Linked DNA regions of Homo sapiens: region 2 is linked to region 1. Evidence: chromatin contacts called from ENCODE Hi-C data. All regions are on one chromosome and are shown on one strand. The core of a region is the stretch at or near the end of the contact, and the rest is flanking DNA. Distances in the headings are between cores, read along the strand shown. Region 1 overlaps ENTPD1 (ectonucleoside triphosphate diphosphohydrolase 1). Region 2 overlaps PIK3AP1 (phosphoinositide-3-kinase adaptor protein 1).

Region 1 (6,019 bases), core at 2,547-5,046:
AGCTGATGTTGTTGGAAGGAATTATATAATCTGCTGAGGTGTATTGCATACTTCTCATCTTTAACAGAACATACCAAACATAAAAACTTTTATTTGATAGGTTGAGGTGATGATATTGAACATCTGTCCTCCCATGTTCATTGTAGCACTATTCACAATAGCTAAGATTTGGAAGCAACCTAAGTGTCCGTCAAACATTAATTTTTGTGGCCCTTTAAGTAAGAATAAATATGTGGCCCTATAAATATGAATCTTATGTATATTTGTATAGACAGTGCCAAGCATATTGTAGGCAACTATGATTCAAATCACTGCACACATGCGTATTGAATGAGTACATGAATGAATCAATGAAGTTATAAAACAGCAATGACCTCAAGGTCTATTAAAGTTTTTAGAACTATTTGCCACTACACTAAATCTTTTATAAACTGTTTTGCTTTATGAGTCTATGTGTCTGCTTTTTGTAATTTTTTTCCCTTCTCCCTGTCATTGTAAATAGAATATCTATGGACATGAAATGTGCCTGAAGTTCTTTGCAAATGGAAGACTAAAAGGAAGTTGCCCCAGGCAATTCAGATCATTGTGTCCAAGAGAGGAACAAACTCATGTTTGATCCAGGTCATGACTGTATTCAAGGGCTTTGATCCTAGGTGTGGGGTCCAGCTGTAGGGGCATCAGGGAAGTACATTCTTGGTCTGTGTCCAAGTCCTTGGTCAGGGAAGTCTGTCTTAGCACCATGGAGACAGGGGAAACTGAATTCAGACCTTATGTGACAGGAGTGGACTAAAACCAGTGCATGCATATGATCCAGCAATTCCATGGCTAGGTATACACCCAAAAGAAAGAAAATCTGTATATAGAAGAGATATCTGCCCTCCCATGTTCGTTGCAGCATTATTCACAATAGCTAAGATTTGGAAGCAACCTAAGTGTCCATCGACAGATGAATGGATAAAATGTGGTACATATACACAATGGACTGCTATTCAGCCATAAACATAATAAAATCCTGTTATTTGCAATAACATGGATAGAACTGGAAGTCATTATGTTAAGTGAAATAAGTCAGGCACAGAAAGACAAACTTCACTTGTTCTCACTGATTTGTGGGAGCTAAAAATTAAAATAATTGAACTGAGAGAGAGTAGAAGGATGGTTACTAGAGGCTGGGAAGGGTAGTGGGGGCTGGGTAGAATGGAAAAAGGGATGGGTAGTGAGTACAAAAAATAGTTAGAAAGAATGAATAAGACCTAGTATTTGATAGCGCAACAGGGTGCTATCAAACCTATTGCCTTGGTTTGCAATAGGGTGACTATAGACAATAATAATTTAATTGAACATTTAAAAATAACTAAAAGAGTATAATTGGATTGTAACACAAAAGATAAATGCTTGAGGTGATGGATACCTCATTTATCCTGATGTGATTATTACGCATTGCATGCCTGTAACAAAATATCTCAAGTACCCCATAAATATAGATACCTACTGTGTACCCATAAAAATTAAAAATAAAAAAATAAAAATAAAATCAGCATAGGGAGCCAGTCTCCTACTAATTTGGTCAACAGTTTATGTCAGGTTGTAGTCTTAAGGGTGGAAACGAAAAGAGGGCCAGGACCTTGGTAGCCAGACCAAAGTTCACGACTGTGTTATATACTCTGAAATGGATTTAGCCAAGGAGGTTTGCCCAGATTCTCCCATAGGTGATGTTAAATTCCTTCCAGGACACTTGACCCCAGGCATGGGATTGATGGTGGGTTTTCAGGTGCTCTCCCACTAAAGCAAAAATGTCCATAATATATTCCAGGAATTAGGTGAGACAGAGCCTCAGGAAACAAGCCTGTTATGCCTTCACCAAGGCAGGGCAGAGCTGGATAAGGGTGAACAGAAAGGGACAAATTATTGATGAGAGTTCTGTGAGTAGAAACTCCTTTCTCTTCTTTAGAATTTCTGCCTCCAGTTTGTTAATGCCACTTCCAAAATACACTGCTCTGAGCTGAAGATAATACTGCATGCAGATAGAGTGCCATGAAGGCATTGGTTTGCAGTGATCTATAAAGGACTAATGTGCCAGGCTCTGTGTTAAGTGCTTGACTTTCACCACCTTGTTTACCCCTACAACAACAATTTTTAAATTGCCCTATTAAGATATAGAGCATTCTATCATTCTAAAATGTTTCCTGTGATTCAGTATATATTTATTTACTTTTTGGTTGATTTATTGAGTGAAGAACTGAAAATCACTTTATGGGTAGTATATTTCCTTTTTTGTATCACATCTGAAGTGAGACATTGTCAAACTGGGTAGGTATGTCCAGAATGAGGAAGGATGCAGAGACTATGTCATATAAGGAACATGTGTCAAAGGAGGTAGTAAAAATGAATATGACTGGGGCTAGTAGTTCCAAGAAAAAATTGGAAACATGCTCCTGGCTAATCAGAAGGTTTAGCTAAAATATTTTCAGAGCCTATCACGTGAACCTGGTAAAAACAACCCAGTATTGGGCAAAAGAGTTAGGGCAATTTGAGGAAGTCCTGGCGCCTAGGCTAGGTGGTGATGAACAGGGAAGATGTGAAGGAAAAAGGAAGAGAGAATTTTCCCCCTTGCCTTATTGATTTCATCCTGCATTAGTTCATCTCAGCTCTTCCTGTTGTTCCCCCAACCCCAACAGTTTTTCTATTCTTTTATCTATTTTTGAATTGATTCTCTAAAAGTTCTAAGGCTGCGTTTTCAGCTCCTGGTCATCTGGATAACTACTGGTTTCAGGATTCTTGGGGATAATGGGATGGAGGCATGGGAGGAGAATGTCTGGGTTAAAAAGATACTGAGCTAGAAGTAGAAGGCTTGGTTGAATTTTACACTCAGCAACATACAGGTTGGGCAAGTTGCTTTGCTCTTTAGCTTCAGCTTTTGCACACCTATAAAATGGAAGCGGTGTGTGTGTGTGTTTGTGTGTGTGTGTGTAGTGTATGTATCCGTTGTCTCCTAGGGAGTTTCTTTGAGGATCAAAAAAGAGAGTGGACAAAAATGAATTTTGTAAACTGTTTTTGAGAGCATCTAAATGTAGTTTTATGAGTAGCATTGTTACCATTGTCGCTGTTCTATTTGCTGAATCTTGTTTAATTTGGAAGCTCCCTAATTCACAGTGATTTGTATAGTGGGGTCATCACTCTGTAGGAGCTCTAAATGGAGACTTTGTCCATGATTTCCAAAAGGTCATCCACCCCAGAGTCACATGAGACTGGAAAGCAAATCTTTTTCATTAATTGGCTTCAAGTACTTTCAGCTTCAAATGGAGGTCTCTAAGGGTCCTTGGCTGGCACATCAAGGGGGCATTTCAAAGAAAGTGGCAAAATCTTGACTAAACTTCAGAGCAAACACGCACTCTTTTCTTTGCTACTCTCTTTCTAAAAAGAAAAACAAATTATACTGGTCTGGGTTGTGTGAGCATGTGTGTATCAGCTTGTTCTAATTCTCTTTTCCCAACCCCTTCTTTGCTTGTCCCATTTTCAAGATAGGATAACACCCAGGTTTTTATATTACCTTCTGTGTTAGGACTTTCTTAGGATTCCTAAAAATTTTGGCTAAGTAGCATTAGGCCTGCTCTATTTCACAGGTAGGCATAAAAAAAAAAAAAACAGTGTCCACTTCTTCAAGACAGTATCCAATTCTTCCTGGCATTTTGATGGTAGGAAAAATATTTGAATTTATTTTTAGGGCAAGTCACGTGGCAAAAAGAATAACAAGTATTTATGGTTGCCTGGGGAACTCAGCTTCTAGTTACTACTGATTATGGGAAAGAGGAACAAATTTTAAGATGAGGCAAAATTGGTGACCAAGAACTAGAATAGCAGGTGGCCTGGGAAGAGGTGGGGGTGAAAGCGGGTAGAAAATCTATGCAAAAATATAGGTTCCTAGTCATTTTTTTTCTTTTGTCTCTTTCGATTACTATATCCTGCCTTCCTGCAGGAGGAATGTAGTAAGATGCTTTGTATAATCAGGTGCTTTGCTTGTTCTTTTTTTTTTTTTTTTGATTGTAGAAAAGATCAGTGTAGCAATTTGACCATTTGCCAAATTACCCATAAGATAGGGTAGGCATTAAAAACCCAGGGACACTGAAGTCAGGAAATCCAGCTTCTTGTATCCTGGATCTTTCTTGGAACAGCCTGTCACATATGACATCTAATGATGTAGCACCAGCTGCTCACAAATACAAGTTCCTTAGAGTATATAGACATTATGGGGCCACTAAAAATGTCTTATATGGCTTGCTGCCAGCATTTTCAGCACTGTCTCTCACCAGCAGCCACTCTCTAACTGTTTGCCCTAGCCAAGCTCAGAGACATGGGGACTCCTATGAGCTCCATTGTCTTGTGTAGAGAATGGGGCTAACTGTAGAGTGTGAAGGCCTGGGGAGAAAAACTCAGGCTGTGTTTCCTAGTCACCCCAAGACCTTGTGGACCCAGGAAGTAGCAGTTCCAGAGACCAATTGCTATATGGCTTTCTGCATGCCCACTGCCTTTGTCTTGCTGTTGTCGCAGGAAACATCTGGTGTACATCCAGTGCACCCAGAGCCTTTTGGAAAACACCTATCGGCCTCAGTACTCTTTTCCCTCAGGCTGGCAGACAATGAGGAAGGAGGAGAGAGAGCTACCCATTGGAGGAGGAAGTAAAGCTGGAGGCTGGGGTAGTGGCAAGATATGAGCATTCAGGTCTACAAAGCTTCAAGTCTCTCATTACTTCACTCCATCAGGCCAGGACAATCATGGGGGTTTGGCAGGAGTGGCGTTGCAGGGAGTTTAGGCCTAAGGGAGTGTATGTGTGAGGCACAAAGTAATAAGGACTGGACTTTGTTACCTGAGGTGATGAGGGTGACAGGCCCACATGGATAAATTAGGAAACAGGCAACAGGTTCTATAGCTGCATATCAGAGACTCACAGAGTGGAAATCACTTTGATGAGGGCAGAGCAGCAGCCCAAATGACCGGATACCCACTGTGGAAGTCATCCCCTCATCACTTTTTCATTCCCAAGACTCAGCTCTTCTCTGACTCTGTTACTTTGTTGGCAACTCCCGTTGCAGTGTCTGGGCAATTTCTCTCAGTTGTTACAACTTGCATTCAAGGGCATCTCTTGTTCCAGGCCAACTCTATTGATCTCTGAAAAAATGGGAGGTAGAACAGTGTTCAAGCATTCAGATAAACCTACCTTCCAATCATAGTTCTGCTTCTTACTAGCTGTCCCACCTTAGGCAGGTAAGTTAACTTATCTGAATGTCAGTTTTCCCGCTTGTAAAATGCAGTTGGTATTAGTACTTAATTTAAAGCTTTGTTATGAGGATTAAATGAGATAATGCAAGTCCAGCCTATAGTTGACTTTGGCTTAAGCAGCAGTTGTTGGAACAATCTGTTGTGGCCAAGATCATAAGGTCTCAGGACACAAGGTTGGCCACAAAACCAACCCAGCAACTTATGAAGCAGAAACCATCTGTGGTAACTTTTCTCAGAAGGTGGCTATGTAAACTGGCCTCATTTGGCTGAAGGAAGTTGGGAGGTGGATAGGTGGGGGAAATAAAAGAAAAGAGAAGAGTTAAATGAGTGTCAATGTCTCCTAATAATTAAGAGCTTAGAATCCCTGGAGTCAGACAGGCTTGTCCTCAAATTCCAGCTCTGTGCTTACCATTTGTGTGACCACGAATATGTTATCAAACTTTTGGACCCCAGTTTTCTCAAGTGCAAAATAGGCTAATGATATCTATGGTGTTGTGATAATTTGATGAACAATGAGTATAAAGTGCTTAGCACAGTGCCTGCTACCCAGTAAGAACATAACAAATGGGGAAGAGGATGATTGTGAGGATGGCAAGCGTTTTTCTTGGCCTAGCATCCAGTGGTGCTGCTCTTGTTATCTAAGGAGGCAGGAAGGAGACAAGAGTGGGCACTTGGTAAAACTGGATGCAGGTGAAAGAGAGGTGTTTATCTGAGGGCCTCATATCTGAGCCTCACTTCTACC
Region 2 (6,019 bases), core at 1,860-4,359, 910 kb after region 1:
AGATAGGGACCATCCTGGCCAACATGGTGAAACCCCATATCTACTAAAAATATAAAAATTAGCTGGGCATGGTGGTGCATGCCTGTAATCCCAGCTACTTGGGAGGCTGAGGCAGCAGAATCGCTTGAACCAGGGAGCTGGAGATTGCAGTGAGCCGAGATCGCCACTGCACTCCAGCTTACTCTGACAGAGCAAGATTCCATCTCAAAAAAAAAAAGAAAGAAAGAAAGAAAAGAAAGAAATGTTATATTGTTTTAGCATAAAATTACGTCATAAAAATGTACTCAAACCCTCCTGTACAAAACCTAACAACAATTGATTTAGTCCTTGTGGGGTTTTAGAATTAGCCTATAAAAGGGGTATAGCTCAGTGGCAGAGCATTTGACTGCAGAATTAGCCTATAGCTGAAATTATAATCAAAACTGTGTTAATATAATAAATAAACTTATTTTCTTAATGTTCAGTTTTGTTTTTCAAAATAAAAGTCCCAATCAAGAATTTATTTTTGTATTTACTATGAAATTTTAACCCAGGCTTAATTGTATCTACCTTAAATGAGCTTTTCCCAGGATCAGTTGTCTTCAGATTATGAGGGCTTCCTAAACCTGCCTTGTTGCCATTCCTGCCATTGTTGCAGCTTTCATCCATTGCTCCTTGCCCTGTCCACTGTAGAAACATAGAAAAGGCCCTGCCCCTCTGTTCTTCCATGTGACAGGCCTTCAAAACTCTGATAGTTCTCGTGGCTCCAATAAAACTTTTCTTTACAACAAGTTCACTTCCTTCAACTATTTCTCATCTGACAGAATTTGAAATTCTCACATTCATTCTATTCAGTCGTTCAACAATTTATTGAGGGCCTGCCATGTCAAGTACTGTTACAGGCCCCAGGAAGACAGCAGTGAGCAATCCCCCCAACTTCCCACCCCACCCTGCTCTTCTGAGGGAGGCTTCCATTCTGTTAAAGGGACAATAAACAAAATGGGCGAATAAATGAATGGATGGCTGGACAGATGGACAGACGGATGGATAACTGGATGGATAGATGGAAAGATGAATAGTTGGATAGATAGATGAGTGGATGGATGGATGGATGGATGGATGGATGATTTGTGTGTGTACTCCTCGTTCAGCCTGCCACTAAAATGTTGAATACTTCTCCAGATAAGCTGACAAATGCAGGGTAGAGGAAGAGCTTCTTCTCTGATGCCAATACTTCTGTTCATAAACCTTCACGTAACACTTTCTTGGAAGTGACATTGCTCTGTTGACTCATGTCTTCAACTAAAGCCACCAGATCTTACATATGCTACTCTTAAAATACATATCCCTTTATCCTGTTCTTGTGCAACTGTTGGACTCTGTGCAGAATTTTATATTGATCCTTATTACTTTGCAACAGACACACATTTAGAATGTAAAATCTGCAAACTGCGGGAACATATTAATATATGCACATCAGCATCACTGCTGTCTACAAACTTAAGAAGTAAAATGCTAATTTTAAAATTAAGTGCTTGAATAAAGCTACTCTAAAAGTTTAGATAGTCCTAATTACTACTATGAAAAAATGACTGCCCTGCCTGAAAGCCATAGTTAACCTGGGCTCTAGGATACCATTAAATAGCCAAGCATGTAACATTTGCCATAATTACAAGCTGGGCCTTTTCTTCTCTTTTTCAAGATGGTTGCTCAGGACAGTCATTTTTTTCTTTAAAGGATGCTGTAAGGACCTATCAAAGAGGCCCCCATGATATCTCAGGTCTGCTTTATGATTCAAAGGGAGCATCCTTCATACCTCTGGATACTCCTGGCATTAAGTAATAGGGTAACACTGTTTAGTGTCCCTCTCCTGCTAGGACACATAAACTTCACAATGGCAGGGGGTGCATCTGACTTTTTCATCAAGTCTCCCCTGGATCTTGCACAGTGCTGCACCCATGGCAGACACTCCATAAACTCAATAAATATTTGATGAATATAAACATAAATTTACAGTCTCATCTATGCCACTAACTGTGTAATACTGGGCAAGTCATCTAACCCCTCTGGGTCCTACTTTGTTCATTTTAAACTAAAGGGATTAGTCCAGATGATCCCAAAGTTTCCTTTTCCCTTCCCTCCCCTCCCCTCCCTTCCCCTCCCCTTCGCTTCCCTTCTCTCCCTCCTTTCTTTCTTTTTTTTTTTTTTTTCAGGGTCTCCCTCTGTTGCCTAGGCTGGAGTGCAGTGGGGCTGTCCTAGCTCACTGAAGTCTTGGATTCCTGAGCTCAAGCGATCCTCCCACCTCAGTCTCTCAAGTAGCTGGGACCACAGGTGCATGCCACCACGCCTAGATAATTATTTTACTTTATTTTTGTAGAGATGGAGGTCTTGCTATATTGCCCAGGCTGGTCTCAAACTCCTGGGCTCAAGCAATCCTCCCGCCTCAGCCTCCCAAAGTGCTGCACTGGCCCTTTTCTAATGTTCATATTCCATATTTCCATCTTGTTGACTCAATGGCTTCTTGCCTCTGTTTCCCCATCAAAGACTCTAAAGCTAGATTGTTTTGCAGAGTATGGGCAAGTTTTAATCACATGCATGCCCCGGACCATGGGAAAGACTAGGGCAAAACACTGTTTTAAAGGATTTCTATAACCTACGGGGATTCCTAATTCAAGTGACTACAAAATAAAAATAAATATTTAGTCTGCCAAATAACTATACAGTTATTTCAGCATTACATTTTTCCAGAAAAAAATCTATAACACAAAAACACAATCACAGTCAGAGATCTTTTCTGGCAACAAACTCAGGCTTTGAGCAAGGATATTCAGAAAATTTTAGAAAATAAAAGGAAAACCCTGGTTCAGAACAAGTTAACAGGTTGGTTCTGTTTGGAATACTAAATGCCAGATCCTGCAACAGAAATGTTTTCCCACATTTCACATGCTCTAAAAGCCGAGTCAACTGCTAGTGCTAATATTATTCTATCTGCTAGTTATGATGAACGTCCTTCCTATCTTATTGCAAGCTTTAACTGCAACTACAGCCTCAAACATTAGCTGTACATGTAAAAAGAAACTTATTTTAGTCTAATTTAAAAGTAGAGCATTTTCATTTCATCATCAGCCTCCCCCGCTATTTCCTGTGTTATCAGATGTTGGAGAGTAAACCAGCAGTCTGTGAAACTGGCAAGCTGGTAGACAAAATAGGCATATTCAACCAGCATTTTCTTAAATAAGAACCTAAGATGGTCTGACTTCTTAATGGTGATGGAGAAGATGCACATATTCAGAAGTTATAAACCCAGAAGAAAAAGTACCAAGGAATTCCCAAAATGACTAACCCAATTCTAGAGGTTTCCTCCAAAACTCTATAGATTGCCTCACTTTTATGCTCTCCTTTAAAAAAAAAAAAAGACACAGCCAATTTAATCTCTGCAGAGACAGACCTATACATATCCCAAGGAACTAACAATTCCAATTGTTAACTAGCTCCTAGACTGGCATACTTAATTCTTCTGTGGGACAGGTTGTTGTATCTGGCACATTTTTAAGTATGGACACAGAAAAATACATGTGCTGTGTAGGCTCCTGTTTGAACTTGAAGAGTAATTTTCTGTTTAGAAACACCCTATGTTACCGAAGACAAATTTGCTCCATGGAAATGGTTGACAATCCAAAGGGCATCAAGCCTCTACATAAGATGCTCATGGGAGGGACATCTTTTCTGCAACTGGGACATTCAAAATGGTCCCAAGAGTTAGGAAAATGGATAATAACTCATGAATATACTCACTCCTCCAGTCATCCATCCAACCACCATTTACTAGGCATCTACCACACATAAAACATTGTCAGTAAGAGACCAGTATTGTTTTTCTAAACGTAAACAGTGAAAATTTTAAAAGTCCCCAAGTTTTTCCCCACAGAACAGGCAATTTTGATCAATTACTGATTTTGTTAATTTTTCTGTGTCTTAGAAAACCAACTGTCCTATTTCAGTCTAAATTTTACCAAACTGGCTGAAACTGAAAATTTTCTGCCCAGAATGAAGACCATATGACAAGCCCTATTGTGGTTTCAATAATTTCTCCAATGGGCAGATCAAGAATCATTTAAGGCATTAAATCATCCTCTTTCCTGGGCCATCTCAGACCTACTCTGGGTCATGTGAATGGCTGGTGGAAACCAAATTGAAAAGCTGCGAAAACATCCTGTAATAACAGGGAAATTAACAAACCCATTCTGTAATGCATATTTACCCCCATTTCCTCTGCCCCCATTATCTTTCTATGAACCCACATGCATAAATCTTCATGCAGACCATAGTAAACAGTACATGTAAAATGTTAAATACATACATTCCTTCATATCCACACAGATAATGGTATAATGTGATATACTCCTAAGACTCAACTTGAGCTAATGTCCATAAACAGAAAGTTATTATTAATGCATTTAAAGTTTCATTTAAAATTCTATTGTGAAGGATAATTTGTTAGCTGAAGTGAATACACTACCATACCTTGATAGGATTTGGAAAAATATTAGATCGAGACCCAGTAATGAAATGCAAGGTATGTAAAATCACACATAGTTGGAATTAAGAAATTTCATGGTTGTAAATGTCTGAGATGTCAACATATTTTTCCCATAAGCATTTTAAAGAGAACAAAAATAGATACAGAGTGGCCAAGTGAATTGCCTCAGGTGGCTCAACCAGTTTCTGTAATCTGGAAATACACACCCTTATTCTCTTACTGATTGTCATAAAGATTGTAGTAACCTAAGAAGACATCAGCCTAAATTTGACAAGAGTCAAAATATGACTCCGTGATAAGTAGCTGTTCTCTCGTTATAGGTATTAGCCCACCCCGAGTGAGTGACGGTGCAGTCATTACAGCAATAACACAAACCAATACCATGTTGCTTCCACTTATCACATCACCCTAATGAAGCTAAGGAAAAAGGCCACCAGGTCTGTACACGCGAACTTAACTTGAAGTGTACCCTACTTGGATTATCTGAGTGCAAGCCCAACATCTTCCTCTAGAGTCTATCATTTTTCTCTTCAAAATTCCTAACTAAAAGTAAAACAGGCTGGGTGTGGTGGCTCATGCCTGTCATCACAACACTTTGGGAGGACAAGGGGAGGACTGCTTCAGTCCAGGAGTTCGAGACTAGCCTGGGCAACATAGTGAGATCCTATCTCTACAAAATAAATTTTTTTTTTAATTAGCCGGGCATGATGGTGCATGCCTGTGGTCCCAGCTATTCAAGAGGCTGAGATGAGAGGATCGCTTGAGCCTGGAAGGTTGAGGCTTCAGTGAGCTATGATGGTGCCACTGCACTCTAGCCTGGGCAACAGAGCAAGACCCTGTCTCAAACAAACAACAAAAAGTAACACATGAACACAGAAAAATTAAAACACTGGAGAAATGTCTAAAACAAAAAGTTCCAAATGTCCTCCATCCACCCAAAGGTAACCACTATCAACAGTTTTTTGTATATCCTTTCAGGAAAAAAAGTAATGCATATACCAACATAAATATATTTCTTTTTAAAACATACCTAAATCACATTATACTATACACATTCTTCTGTATCTTAGTTTTTTCTTTTTATAAATCCTGGCAGACTTTCCATATCAACACAAAGAGAACTGCTTGGTTCTCTCTGAGGTCTGGATGGTATTCCATTGCATAGATGCAACAATAATCTATTTAACTGGGCCCAAGGCCAAACATTATTTTTTGAAGGGCAGACGAGCACCCTGGTTTGATTCTGTCCTCACAAAGGCTGCCAGGAGCTCCGTTTCATTAGTTCTGATGGTAAGCTGTCATTTCGAGGACAGAAACTCTATTGTTAATCAAAGCCAATTTTGTCTCAACTAACACTGTATTTCTGGAGCTTGGGAACAAAGCTAAACAGGTGACAAAATATAGAAGGGAACAAAGAAGGGGGGAGTGGGAAGGAAAAACAAGAAAGAAGAGGTCAGTAGTGAGGGAAAGAAAGAAAAAAATAGGCCGGACGCTGTGGCT

What was found. A loop is a pair of places that touch in the nucleus more often than their neighbours do. Pooled maps may share reads with other maps.
Region 2: a map with no recorded cell type shows a loop between it and region 1 (2.1-fold over the local background). The contact joins two enhancer-like sites. A Hi-C loop is called at or near these places in 2 of 37 single-sample maps with no recorded cell type and 3 of 50 pooled maps.

What each region holds. Positions count from the first base shown.
Region 1 is chr10:95,780,080-95,786,098 of GRCh38, forward strand. All of the region lies in intron 1 of ENTPD1 (ectonucleoside triphosphate diphosphohydrolase 1), which reads left to right. It overlaps ENTPD1-AS1 (ENTPD1 antisense RNA 1), which reads right to left. Exons shown (of 6, transcript NR_038444.1): 5 at 4,947-5,166. Among named protein-coding and RNA genes, the nearest start is that of ENTPD1, 27 kb to the left of the region's middle. RefSeq lists a silencer at 5,381-5,460. Within about 2 kb of position 3,797, at least 3 of the 41 ENCODE cell types and tissues checked have a DNase peak (open chromatin) inside an H3K27ac peak, as active enhancers do.
Region 2 is chr10:96,692,367-96,698,385 of GRCh38, forward strand. All of the region lies in intron 2 of PIK3AP1 (phosphoinositide-3-kinase adaptor protein 1), which reads right to left. Among named protein-coding and RNA genes, the nearest start is that of PIK3AP1, 25 kb to the right of the region's middle. RefSeq lists a silencer at 3,143-3,192. Within about 2 kb of position 3,110, at least 5 of the 41 ENCODE cell types and tissues checked have a DNase peak (open chromatin) inside an H3K27ac peak, as active enhancers do.